2 separate regions of the Homo sapiens genome follow, and region 1 is linked to region 2. The links are chromatin contacts, found by Hi-C or POLR2A ChIA-PET in ENCODE. All regions are on one chromosome and are shown on one strand. Each heading gives the region's core, a stretch centred on a gene start or an enhancer-like site at or near the end of the contact. The rest is flanking DNA. Distances are from core to core; before and after follow the strand shown. Region 1 has its middle 65 kb from the start of LINC02291. Region 2 has its middle 51 kb from the start of LINC02325.

Evidence for each region. Hi-C counts contacts between places; a loop is a spot of excess contacts on that map. ChIA-PET counts read pairs that join two places held with the same protein, here RNA polymerase II (POLR2A). Pooled maps may share reads with other maps.
Region 1: a pooled map shows a loop between it and region 2 (9-fold over the local background). The contact joins two enhancer-like sites. A Hi-C loop is called at or near these places in 9 of 50 pooled maps. POLR2A ChIA-PET finds 5 or more read pairs at or near these places in 3 of 52 experiments (WTC11, activated CD4-positive, alpha-beta T cell and naive thymus-derived CD8-positive, alpha-beta T cell).

Annotation. Positions count from the first base shown.
Region 1 is chr14:97,619,112-97,623,353 of GRCh38, forward strand. No RefSeq gene overlaps it. Among named protein-coding and RNA genes, the nearest start is that of LINC02291, 65 kb to the right of the region's middle. Within about 2 kb of position 1,545, at least 3 of the 41 ENCODE cell types and tissues checked have a DNase peak (open chromatin) inside an H3K27ac peak, as active enhancers do.
Region 2 is chr14:97,405,543-97,409,801 of GRCh38, forward strand. No RefSeq gene overlaps it. Among named protein-coding and RNA genes, the nearest start is that of LINC02325, 51 kb to the right of the region's middle. Within about 2 kb of position 2,834, at least 2 of the 41 ENCODE cell types and tissues checked have a DNase peak (open chromatin) inside an H3K27ac peak, as active enhancers do.

The DNA.
Region 1 (4,242 bases), core at 295-2,794, 210 kb after region 2:
ATCATCACTTTCTCTGTGAGCTACTGAACTTATCTGTGGCTGTCCTGATGGTCCATTTCAGAGGCTTCTAAATGCCTACCTGTAGAACAGAGGTGGTTTGAGAGGTTGTTTTCACCAGTCTGCAGTGAAATGAGAAAAATAAGAGATGCAGCATGATTTTCATGACAATAACTTTCTTTGTTTCAAAGAAATGCTTTTGTCCCTGTGCCTTTAAAATGTCCTTTCTTGTATAAAATTATGCTGCTGATGTTACTATGTTTATTATTGTTGTTGTTCTAATTTCTTTAATTGGCAAGATTCGGAGTCTGCAGTACTTAGAAAAATTGCAAATAGATGTTGACTCTTTTGTTCTTCCTGAATCACCTCAGTGCAGAGATGAGAGTCTGGTGTTAGGTGACTGGTGCACCTTGTACAAGCTCACATCACTCTTCATGGTCTTTGTAATGATCTTGAGGCCTGTGTTTTTATTCTCCCCATTTAACAGAAGAGTAAACTGAGTCCAGATAATTTTGTTAAGCACTGATATTTTAGATTTTTGCTTATCATTTGACTCTAAGTTCAGATCACTTTTTTTTTTTTTTTTTTCAGAAAAATTACACTCTCCTATTACCCAAGTCATGTTTGAGTGGGATTTCTCTATGGATTGATGCTGTCCCAATCTTTGGGTCAGAGGTCCCAGTTGATTCATAAAAGTACACCTAGTTTAGAAAAAGTGACAGTATTTATTTGGGGGAAAAAGTTTTGAGCTCTCTGCATTAGGATCCTGCCAATATGCCCTCTCAAATTATATGCTTCTTAAGAAAAGAAGTTTGCTTTAATAAAAATAGATTCTATGCGACATGTTATTCTTCATAATTGGACCAAAGAGCACAAGGAGCACACACTTACAAGATAATCTGAAAATGAACGGACAAATAATATAGTAATCACCAAATCCTTATTACTTGAAGCCTATCTGCGCCAGGAGGCCCTTTCTCCCTTGATGATCAGGCCTGACCCCTATTAATTTTAATAGGAGTTAAATAGTCACGTCAAGGGAAGTATCAGGGAGTGCATTTGCAGCAAACCAACCCCAGAGATTAAGACCTCCACTTTTGGCTTTCTGCTGAAAATGTGACACATTGCCTGATGCTTATCTGCTTTTAATTGTGTGTTGTGTGTGTATGTTTTTCTCCCTTCTTTTTGCAGAGGAGGCAATTTGCAAATCGTTGCTATCTGCCTCCCTACAAGGAAGAGATAAATTATATGAGAGACTGTGGCGTTTGGCCTGTTTGATATCCTTTGCTGATAAATTGAAGTGTACCTTCATAATTAATACCCAATCTTTTCTGATAGGCTTTGCCACGCTAAACCTTGGAGGTATCTAACTGTAATGAAAAACCATTGTTGTGATCACCTTGCTCTTTTTTCCCTTTTTACCCCTTTCATCAAAAATATGCACAGAGGTTTTGTTGGACAGAAAGATCTCTCGGTTTTATTAAGCAGCATCTTCAAAGATTCAGCAGAGACAGACTTGCTTCTGTGAGCTTTGTAACATGTAAGTGACATTTCCCTGCGTTTAAATATGGCTTTGTTAGGCAGTGCTTGCAATCAGAATGCAAAAAAAAAAAAAAAAAAAAAAAAAAAAAAAAAAAAAAAGCCCCACTGTTAGAACCTGAAACCAAAGAGAAATAGATCCTCCTTTAGTTTCACTTTTGAAATAGGAAGTCGAGGGAAAGTCAAAATCAGACAAATCAAATTAGATTTAAAATTCCTGTGAACTCTCAGAATGCACGATCAGGATAAACATTTCTTTCTGAACCAAACAAAGCAAGACACCATTTAGTAAGATTTTATGATGGATAAGTGAGACTGCTCATTTGTGTACGACTTCACAACTAAGCAAAGTAATTAGAAAATTAGCTCATCAGCTCCCCAACCTTCTGACTCAGATGGGGCAAGGATTTTAGAAATAAGGCCATTTTACAGATAAGGAAATTGAGGCACAGAAAGTAGGCATGACTTCTCAAGGCAGACGTGGGATCAGAATATAGGTCTTCTGATATCTGCTGCAATTATTTTGCCACAAAAGAAGACTCTCCAACATTTTATGGTGATTTACATGTCAGTATATAGATATGAGGATTTTAGCCAAAACAGAGAAGAGATGAAGCCTGTGCCATCTCATTGGCTAGCCATCCCCTGTTGTCTTTCATTCTCTCTTTCTGCAAAACCTGCCACACCACAGGCTTTTTGAGGAGCATTCCTCTCACCTCATGCTCACTATTCTTGTTCCAGAGTCTTACTACGAATTTTATTCCTGGCTCCAGATCACATTCACTAGCCCTTGCTATTACGAGCGAAGTCATATTCCCCTGCCCATACACAGAGGCCAGAGCAAATCCTCAAGGCCTGGAAGGGGCAGCATCTTGGAGACACTTGGCAAGATACATGGCTGGAGACCTCAAGCTACCCTCCTAGACACAGATAATTTTTTTTAAGTTTCTGATTTGCAGAATTTTTATGGGGAAACAAAAGTAAATCAAACAAAACTAAATAAAAGACTGTATTTTTAAGGGCCTTTCATAAGTCGAATTGGCTCTTGCAATTCTTGTGACTCCACAACATGAAGCCATCTATCCACCCATCCAAACCTCCAACCTTCATTGGTCAAATATTAATTGAATCCCTGCTTTATATAAAGATCCTGCCTGCAGTGGAGCTTACATGCCAATATGAGATGGAGACAATGAGTAACAAACAAGTTTAAAGCAACAAGTAACAGACAAGTTGAAAGGTGATGTAGAGAAATGTAACACAGGGAGAGAAAGTGAGGAGAAGATCTACTACAGAAAATATGGTCAGTGAAGATGTCTCTGTAGAGGTGACATTTTAGCAATGACCAAAGAGAATAAAGCATGTAAAAAAAAAAAAAAAAAAACAAAAAAAACAAAAGAAAGGTCATTCTATGAAGAAGGAATGACAAGGTACCAGCATTTTAAAGGACATGACAGTGGCCCATTGGAAGACAGCATGACACCCAGTGAGGGAGTGTCATCTGGGGACCTCTGAGTTCAAGCAAATGCATGAATAAATGGACAACCCCAGCTGCCACTGACCAGCCTCATCATTTTGGGCAAGTCCCTTGTCCTTGAAATTGCTTCCCAATCTTGAAAAATAAGAGGATAAATAAACTGAAAAAAATATTTTAGGGTTACATTGACTTAAAATCCTGATTCCATGTAAAGCTTGCCCCAGAGACTTCATCATCTTTCTTCTTTCTTGTTACCCCAATCCTATTTTCCACCCAGATTAGAAAGCTATCATGAGTCCTCTTTGGACCCCAATCAGGGACTCCCATGGAAGTTCAAGAAAATCAAAGCATGAGAACTAATGAGATCCATCATGCATTCTTGGTGAAGTATTCTTAGCACAGTTGTGAAGTCTTTCTTCAGAATGAAATCCAAAATTTGATCAACAATGGGAGAAAATGATAAATTTACCCTTAATGTAGTAAGTGGACAATAATTACTCTGAAGAAGACAATTAATGTGGGTAGATAACTCTGCCAGCAACTTCATATCCATATTCAGTTGAAGTGTCATCTTGAAAAGAAGATACTCACTTTTTAAGCCAGAAGACACATGATTTAGGAGAGTATGCCTGTATTTCCCCACTGCCCTGATAAATACATGGAAGGCATAGGCAGAAAGACAGAAATACAATAATTGTTCCAGAATAAAAGAGCTTTGACCCCTTCCTTTGAAAATAAAAGCAAAATAAATTCATGAGTTGTTCATTAATACATTATTTTATCTGTTATATCTATTATGTAAAAGATTGCTTTATTTTCTTTCATTGTTTTGGAGTTTCATTCTAAACCTGTCAGTTGCAAGAATGCTTAAAATTTGGAACACTTGTTAATAGTTGAGTGCATGATGATAAAAGCACTACTGCTTTTAAAGACAAAACACAAATCTTAGATTTATAAGAAAAAAGTTCAGGTCATAGCTTTCCATTTACTAGCTGTGTGACCTCAGGCAAGTTACTAGTTCTGTGTGAACTTTGATTGCATAGTCTGTACACAGGGAGCATCACAGTCATCCAACTTACTTCATGAATGAAAAACAAATATGAATGTATTTTCTCTGTAAATAGCAACACATTGACAATTATGAAGAAGGAGAAAGAAGAGAGGAGAAAGACAAGAAAAAGAGGAGCGGGAGAAGAAGCAGGGGAGAAAGAACTTAAGTTTTACTGATT
Region 2 (4,259 bases), core at 1,584-4,083:
AAGTAGATTGATGGATTTTTCTTTCTATAAATTTGTAACTCCTGTCTTGCAACCTATGTGATATATGTCAGACTAGTTTCTTTCATATGTAAAGAGCTTCTACAAATTGTTAATATTGCAAAACAATCCAATGGAAAAATACTGAAAGAACTTTAGTAGACAATTGGCAAAAAGGAAACAAATTACTATTTAAAATAGATTCTCAATTTGTTTGTAATAAGGAAAATGCAAATGGCAATGGGGGAATGGAAAAATGGACTTTGTAGATGTGGTATGTGTGAGTGGTCAGTTAGTGCATCGGCTTTGCAAAACGAATTGGGGGTTTGTGTCAAACTTGACATGATTCATACTCTTTAACCTGGCAGTTCCACTTTAGCACTTTAGCTTTTTGAGGTACTTACAGAAATTCACAAAAATGTGATTTTTGTGGCTTTGTTAGGATAGTGATTAATTGGAAATGATTTAACTTACATTTGTAGATTAAATAAAATGTCAAATATTCTTACAATGCAATGCCATGCAGCCACTAAAAGAAAGAAGCAGATGTATATATCTGCTGTCATGAAATGATCTCTAAGATGCATCTTTAATTAAAAAAAGAAAAGTACAGGCCAGGCACGGTGGCTCACGCCTATAATCCCAGTACTTTGGGAGGAAGAGGCGGGTGGATCACCTGAGGTCAGGAGTTGGAGACCAGCCTGGACAACATGGCGAAACCCCGTTTCTACTAAAAATATAAACATTAGCAGGGTGTGGTGGCACATGTCTGTAAACTCGGGAGGCTGAGGCAGGAGAATCGCTTGAGCCCAGGAGGCAGAGGTTGCAGTGAGCCGAGATCATGCCACTGCACTCCAGCCTGGGCAACAGAGAGCGACTCCGTCTCAAAAAAAAAAAATGTACAGAACAGTGTGCTCAATGTATTACCACTTATTAATGGGAAATGCTATTGCTTTTTGAAGGGAAAATGGTAGTGATAGGGTGCACTTCACTTTTGTACTGCCGACTTTTCTTTTAAACAATATATGTGATTTACCTGTTTAAACAAAAAAATTGGTATTAATTTTACAATAATATATTGAATGATGTAAATCTACATTTTGTATATATGTAGATGTATTTCTATAACTACATAAAATAATTTATCATTATATTATACACTGTACCTATAATAGGACATAACTGTGGCATGCTATGTTACAGGCTATGGTTATAGTATGACGTAGAGCTGTGGCTAATGTTATATACCATAGCCTAGTCATGACATATTGTAGGTACATATATATTAGTAATAACATAAATATATAAAAATAGTTATGCAAATATTTACATTTATATTCTGAACAGATAAAAACTGGAAGAAAATATAATGAAAAGTTAATTTTGGTTTCTCTGGGTGGTGAAACTATAAGTAGTTTTTTAAAACTTTTTTGTATATATATGTTTTAAAATTTGCATTGTAATTATTTGTGTATATGTGAGTATATATATGTGTATGTATGTATGTGTGTGTACACATATAATCAGCATAGATTATGTAGGCTGTTTAGTTTTCATGTGTAGTTTTCTTATTTCTGCCTGTTTTAAAAAAACTAATAATATAATTATACATAATTACATAAATATTCTGTTACATTTCTATCTGCCAAAGCAATTTCATATTAATTATTTCCTCTGGGTGCCCCATTGATCTGGAGATAGGCAGAATGTACATTAACACTACCATTTTACAGATGAGTAAACCGAGGTTCTGTCCAGTTCAATGGAAGGGTATGAGTCAGAGCCAGGGACTGTTGGCCAACTTGGTTTTAGGTTGATGATGGACTGGGTTCCAGGGAGCAGTAAGGGCTCTGGAGATCTGGAGACTGCCAGCCTCTCATTCCACATGTGCCCTGTTGCAAGGCCCTCGAAGCAACGCTGCCATTTCCAGGAGTACTGGGAGGAAGATAAAGGGATGTCCACAGTGGGCACATTAAGGATCTCTTGCTTTTTTCTTCTCTCCACTGCATTAATGTAGTTTTTAAAAATCATCATCATAGATCGGAAAATACATGAACGTATTGCATGTGAGTGTAATGAAAAACTGGAGAACACGCCAGTCTTTTTTTTTTTTTTTAATCTTTGTTGCATAGTTTTTTATCTTCTTTTTGTAAACAGAAAAAAAAAAAGCCTCGAGTCTCTGAAACAGCTTCCCATTCGACCTATGCAGGTCACATTTACATGTAGTTCTTAAACTGGTGGTTGAGCCTGCGTTTTGGCATTTACCCTTCCCAAATGCCTTGAGGAGGGAGCTTCATCTTTAGCCTCAGATCACGTCACTCTCGTGCTCAAAGCCGTCCGCTGGTTTGCATCTCACTGGGTGTAAAAGCCGAAGTCCTTGCCATGACCTTCGAGCTCCTGAGTGATCTCCCCCACCTCTGCCTCCCTCTGATTTGATCATTCTGCTCCAAACACATGTCCCCCCTGCTCTTCCTGAACACACCGAGCAGGCTCTGCCCCAGGCTTTGAACTTGCTTTTCCCTCTACTTGGATCTCTTTTCCCCTAGAGAGACAGGTGGCTTCTTCCCTTGCTGCTTTTTATCCTTACAGAAACCTCCCCTACCGTACGAGTGCTTTCTTAACCTCCATGTGCGTCATACTAACACATCACGCCACCCTGGGACTCCACAGGACTCCACATTTCCTTTAATGATTTATTTTTTCCCATAATGTGTATCCCCATGTGGCATGCTGTATATTATCTCCCGCCCCACCAATGGCTGGACTGGAAACCTCACGAGGACAGGGATGGTATCTTTTTTGCTCATTGCCAGCATGCAGGACCGTACAGAGGATGGAGGTAGTCAGTGATGCAAAACTGATTTTAAATTGTTTGGTGCTGTGCCAGAAGGAGTGATTATTCTCACTATGCGGCTTCCTCTGACCTCTGAACTCCTGCTGGAATGATCTGGACCGCTCAGTTTGGCATTTTAATTATATACTGTCTCATGTTACAACTTAAAGTGTTCTAATTTTACGTATTTGCTTATACGGTAAACATGTATTCAGCTTCACCTATGTATACCAAGCACCTCAGAAACCTGAAATCATTCCTTAAGACCAAAGAACAGATAACAGGCTGATAGCATGCTGATTTTGTTTTTTTATCTTCCACTTCCTACCTAGGACAGTGCAAGTAAAGAGTCAGCCCTCAAGAAAACAGAACAAAAAAGCAAGTCACTGGGCTGTGCACATTTAGTAAGCTCCACTGGTACCAAATGCTTGTAGGTTAATGAATTAGGAACATCAGTTTTCTTGGTGCAAATATGCTCCCAGCTTAGTTAAGAGGTTCTTCAGTTTGAATTTGTTTGGATGAAAACAAGATGGTTCCAAATTTCTGTGTAAATCTGAAACCAGACAAGTTTCACACAGTTGCACATTTCAAAAAAAAAAAAAAAAAAAAAGTTCTGCTCCCGTTTGGTAAGTATTCTGTGTATCTGAAAGGAGAAAAAAAAAAAAAAAACCTTGTAGTTTCCAATTGCAAAATGAGTCTTTATTTCCTCTCCAAAACCCTTTATGTGCCGTGAGTTGGTGAGTGTAAACCGGCTTCCTGGTGTGTGTGTGCAGCCCTGGGATGCCACAAGTCACATTTGTGACATGTCGGCTCTGGGAAATGCTGTGGAACCTGTCAGAACAATCCGTTCCACATAAATACAAAATGCTCTTTCTCACCCATGTCACCACGAACCTTTATTCAGGGCTTAAAACCCAGCTAGGCCTATATGAACAGCGTATGTTCGGAGCTTTTCCTACACACACAAACACGCACACACATACACACACATCTTTATCTTTCTGTCATTCTCTGCATTAACTACATTCTTAAAACCTGGAGGTATGCCAATCTTTTTTTTTTTTCAAAGAGGAAAAAAAATCAAAAGTTTTTGGTAATTGAAATTCATGACAAATTACAGACAGTTTTTTTCTTTCTTTTTTAGAACACCGTGTTCTTAGAAAAGTGTCTTCTTACTGAAATGAAAAAGCGTGGAAGCCGTGTGCGCCCGTGGACGTGGTTTTGTGACTCATGGCTGCCCTGGGCTGACAAGGACCAGTGTTTGATCTCTAAATCACGGGAAGACGAGTGTTGGATGTCAGGTGGTGGTGTGGTATCAGAGAAAATCGGTGGTCTTTTTGTTTTGCACCTGTGTTCTTTTGCTGTCGGCAAGGTGGGCCCAGGTAAAGCCAGCGTAGGTGAGCAAGGGGTCGCTGATTTTAATTGAGTA